2 separate regions of the Homo sapiens genome follow, and region 2 is linked to region 1. Evidence: read pairs that join two places in POLR2A ChIA-PET (ENCODE). Cell type or tissue: OCI-LY7. All regions are shown on one strand.

Region 1 (2,500 bases):
CAACTTCCAAACCCAAGTAAGATTAGAAATAGGAAAAAAAAAAAAAAAACCCACTCCTGAAAATAGGGAAATCAGATCAGGGAAACTATAAGAGGAAAATGAAGAATTCTCAACTCCATTTAGTTTCTAACCCCACTGAGATATTCAAGTTACAGGACAGTGATTTTTTTGTTACTATCCATTAGCAACATCATCTTGCATGTGCATAGGACTTAATTTCCAAACAGATTTTATACTCACATTCTCACTTAATCTTCTAATACCCCTCTAGGATACTGTTACTCCATTTTAAGAGAGAAGAGGTAATCGTGGTTCAGAGATGTTCAATGGCCTGCCCAAAGTCCTACAGCTAGTCACAGAAACCCACACACCTTCTGCTTCCAATCAAAAGCTATTGCCATTATGCCACGCCTGCTTCTCTCTGCAAGATTACAGCCTCTCTTTATTCAGCCTAGCGCGCAGTTTTATTTCTGTGTCCCTCTAAAAGTCACCACTATTTTTAATGCAGTAAAAACCTGCAGAAACTGGGTCATTTGGGGCCACAGCCCACAAAACAAAACTGGGGGGGTGGGGGTTTACAGATATCCAGTTCTAGAATACCTTTAATTGGTCATATCTTAAACTAGGAGTCTGAACCCCAGGAGGCACAAGATGCTGCAGTGAATTTCCAGTGCTTTAGGCACTGCAGCCTAAACAGCCAACTCTGCAAGTCATCCTCAGAACTAACGTATTTTACCACCTAACGAGGCCAGCAGAGCATAAATGTGAGCAAGAAGGCAACCCCACAACTGTGCATGCTACATACCCCTCAGCAAAATGCTACCCCTAGCATTTCCTTTATCCTTATTCCAAAGCACAGGACCTATATATTTTCATTTACGTGCTCAGTCTTCAAAGGTTGGATCAACTCTTTTGCTTTTGCAGTTATATTTCTTAAGAAATTTCATTAAAGCAGTTACTATATAAATATCTTTGGTGTGCTTACAGAAAGGAATAACAATTCCAAAAAAAATACAAGCCCTTAATATGGTATGTTCTATTCAATAAAATCTGTATATGAAAGATTAAATCATCTAGCTGTTTACAAGTCTAAAGACGAACTAGTTTCTAGGACAGGAGATGAAACATTACTCAAATATGTTTAAATCAATTTTTAAAAAAAAACCTTGCTTGAGAATATAAAATTAAATTGAGCCATGTTTCCAAAGACAGGGGTAATTAAATCAGGAAATTAAGCAGCTTGAAGCGTTACCGCCTGGTAAATTAAGGAGTCTCTAAGACACTGCCTGGGACAGCTGGCCCCCAGGTCGCCTCTTACCTGGATGCATCTGTTCTGCGCTGCTCCGCAGTTTGCTGTAGCCATGGCTCAAGGGCACCCTCTGGTAATGAGGCGGGGAAGAAGGAGGGGAGGCGAGGGGTGACATCGTGGGAGACTGTGTTTCCTGCTTCAAAGAACCAGATCAGAGTTCAGAGGCGCTCACTCAAGCCTGGCGTTCTGAGCTGCAGTCAGGAAGCATAACGCAACTCTACTGCTGGTGACCCAGCTGGTTTAACAAATGGGGGGAAATGTTTTCTCAAAAATGCAGCATGGTTAAACAGCAGTGTCTGAGGATTCAAAAAGTCTCCCAGAGAATAAAATCTCATCAGTGCTGAGTTACCTAAATTACTAAAACCAGCCTGAAACACTTTTGGTTATTCCAATAATATTTTCCTTTGGAAAATGAAAGACACTGATCACATGAAATAACATTCATACCCGCTCCCAATTGTGATCTCTCTGTGGATAGATTTCATTTTCATTCATTAATAAATTTATTTCCTGGATTTATACTTATCAAGTCTTCCAGCAAATGTGAATATTAAAATATATATTTCTAAATGCTTAATACTTAATATTCTTGGAGCTTACCATGTCAAAGTAAAATGCTAGCTTTTTTTTTTTAACAATGAGAGACTGCAAAACAATTCATTATAGGTAAACCATTCCAACCAGCTTACTCCCAAACACTAAGATGAAATCTTAACAAGCTACAATTTGAATCTCAATTCAAATATGAACCTGATGTAGAACCCTAGGCAAAGTAAGCAACCTTATCTGCTGCTGAGTTTCCTCTTTAAAAAAAAAAAAAAAAAAAAAAAACTTTACTAGTAGACTGGTAACTTTGGAGTATTCAAGTACCAAGAAAACAGTGCTTTTTTTTGTTTGTTTGTTTGTTTGAGACAGGGTCTCGCTCTGTCACCCAGGCTGGGGCACAGTGGCGTGATCATAGCTCACTGCAGCCTTGACTTCCTGGGCTCAAGCAATCCTCCCACCTCAGCACCCCCAGTAGCTACTACAGGCATGCGCCACCACACACAGCTAATTTTTTTTTTTTTTTTTTGAAATGAGGTCTTGCTATGTTGCCCAGGCTGGTCTTGAATTCTTGGGCTCAAGCAATCCTCCTGCTTCGGCCTCCCCAACTGCTGGGATTACAGGCATGAGCCACTACACCCAGCCAAA
Region 2 (2,500 bases), 140 kb after region 1:
CTAGCATTGGTTTCTATTATAGATTTCCAGTGTCTGTAATAGTGCCTTGCTGAAATATTTATTGGCATATTGTAGGTTCTCAATGAATGTTAGATGCATTTATCTAGCTCAGTGACTTTCTTGATGACTTTGAACCAGTTACTTCATCTCTCTGGGTCTGCTGCATCTTCATGAAATGAGCATACTAATATCCTTCACTGAGGGGCATAGCAAAGGTTAAATGAGATGGGAATGTAAGTCTGCCTGGCACAGAAGCTGGCCAATGGTGGGAACATCAATGTTAGTTTTCTTTACCCTTAAGGTATTGTTGTTAGATTCAAAGTCGTTTAAATGCCAACTTTGTAAAGCCATTCAGAAAAATCAATATTCCTATACAGTCTAATGCTCTTCTCCAATATAGTAACCAGTAGCCATGTGTGGCTATTTAAATTTTTAATTAGCCAGGTGCGGTGGCTCACGCTTGTAATCCCAGTGCTTTGGGAGGCCGAGATGGTTGTGCGAGATCAGCCTGAGAAACATACAGAGACCCTGTCTCTATAAAAAAAATTTAAAATTAGCCATGCACGGCAGCTCAGGCCTGTAGTCCCAGCTACTTGGGAGGCTGAGGTGGGATAATTACTTGAGCCCAGGAGGTTGAGGTTGTAGTGAGCCGTGCTTTCGCCACTGCACTCCAGCCTGGGTGACAGAGCAAGACCCTGTCTCAAAAAATAAAATAAAGTAAAAATAAAAATAAATGTATAGTTAAATGAACTAAAATTAAAATTTAATTTCTTCAGTCATTTTAGCCACATATCCACTTGTGGCTAGTGGCTGACGTGCTGGACAACACAGATATTGGAAATTTCCATCATTGCAGAAAGTTCCATTGGATAGTGCTGCTCTACATTCATGAGAGGACCACAATGCCCCTGTTTTTTTCCTCAACCCAAGCCAGGAGGTCCTAAAACATGTTATACCAAACGTCACTTGATTTGTGCGCCCTCCCGTGGCTAGAGGTGGAAACTGGTCTGCGTTTAGCTGACGAAGCAGCACATTTATAAAAGGGATAGCTTAGTAATCTTCAGTAATCTGACTACTAGAAAGAAAAGAGACATAAAATAGAATATGCATTTTGAATGCTCTAGAGACTACTAAGGAAAATCTGTTTGAGAAGGTTTGATTCCGTAATCCTATTGTTCCTATATCTCGGTATTTCCTGGACTACCTACCCTTGTGGGATAAAGACGTTCTCTGTTTAAACAAAGGATGGTACTATATGGCTGTTTAAAAGTGCGGAGAGACGGGCAGGATTATTCGATGAATGATCCCAGGCGCTCTCTCAGTGGCACCTGGCAACAAACAAGCTGGAACCTGTGGCTCCCCCTGTGGGGACTGGGAGGACTAGACTGAGACTCCACTTCCCACTGGATGAAGGGGACTCCTGTTTCTGGGTGCCGGGCACCTGGCCCTTCCGGGCACTCCCCCACACAGCTGGCACCAGAGCTTAGCCTGCCTGGAGCCTGAGCCCAAGAGTTTATGCCCGACCTACCACCCATGCAAGGCTGTTCTCACGCTTGCGCATTAGAAATGAAGAACCGTGGAGGCGGGGTGGGGCTTCCCGCGAAGCAGTCCCCGCCTGAGTTCTGCGGGTCCCCAAGCACCCTCGCCACAGGATGCACAAAACGTGAGGGACCTGGGCGGCCGCTGACTCTTCTGCCTGGGATTTCAGCCTCACCAGTAACACCCCTGGTGCTGGGGAGGGGCGGGGCGGGGGGACAGCTAAACCTCTTTGTACAGATTTTTTTCTGAAGACATTAATATATTAATATTTCCACACACACACAAAATCAGTAAACACAGAGAAATACAAAGAAAATAAAGATCACTCAAAATCCTGTCACCCAGATAAAATCACTAATACAGCTAAATATACGGTTGTACTACACATAATGGCATTTCCCCCTACACTGGTTTACTTAACTTTAAGAGATATTCAGTGAGCAATGCACGTGGCCAAACAGCAGCTGCCTCCTGAGGTCTGGCACAGCTTCCGGGTCCCTCCCCCACGCAGGACATGCACAGTACAAGAATTGGGTTGAACCTGGTGCAGTTCTTCAACTCAGAACAGCTACCCCTTCAAATGGGCACCTACGTGTGTACACTGTGTTCGGTGCATTGTCCCTGTCTGGGAGCAAGTGCCAAGTCACATCCCTTCTCCTGCAGCTGCAACTCGTCAATCAAGAGTTTCACAAAGAATGTTTTTGGAAACCAGGTACACGCTGACCCGCTAACGTTCCACATTTATCTGAGCCCACTACATTCTGGGGCACAGAGACACATCGTGTTGGCTCTTCTTTTTTAAAAAATTAGCTTTATTGAGATGTAATCACATACTATACAATTCACCCAATTAAAGCATACAAGTGACTAGCTTTTAGTACATTCACAGTCTAATTATAGAACATTTTCATACCTCCTAAAAGAAAGTGGACAAATTAGCAATCACTCCTCATTTTCCCCT

Evidence for each region. ChIA-PET counts read pairs that join two places held together with the same protein. Peaks named below come from ENCODE experiments on the same cell type or tissue, not always from the same donor. Only the 100,000 strongest peaks of a DNase experiment are listed, where the experiment ranks them.
Region 2: POLR2A ChIA-PET joins it to region 1 with 10 read pairs; 6 of 35 experiments call an interaction of 5 or more read pairs at or near these places.

What each region holds. Positions count from the first base shown.
Region 1 is chrX:17,024,004-17,026,503 of GRCh38, reverse strand. It overlaps REPS2 (RALBP1 associated Eps domain containing 2), which reads right to left. Exons shown (of 18, transcript NM_004726.3): 4 at 1,319-1,445. Among named protein-coding and RNA genes, the nearest start is that of REPS2, 79 kb to the right of the region's middle. In OCI-LY7, no CTCF peak of the experiment used is centred here; a DNase peak (open chromatin) is centred at 1,483.
Region 2 is chrX:16,881,897-16,884,396 of GRCh38, reverse strand. No RefSeq gene overlaps it. Among named protein-coding and RNA genes, the nearest start is that of RBBP7, 13 kb to the right of the region's middle. RefSeq lists an enhancer at 1,910-1,959. In OCI-LY7, a CTCF peak has its summit at 1,024 (motif pointing left); DNase peaks (open chromatin) are centred at 956, 1,586 and 2,006; H3K4me3 peaks cover 1,538 bases; H3K27ac peaks cover 1,676 bases.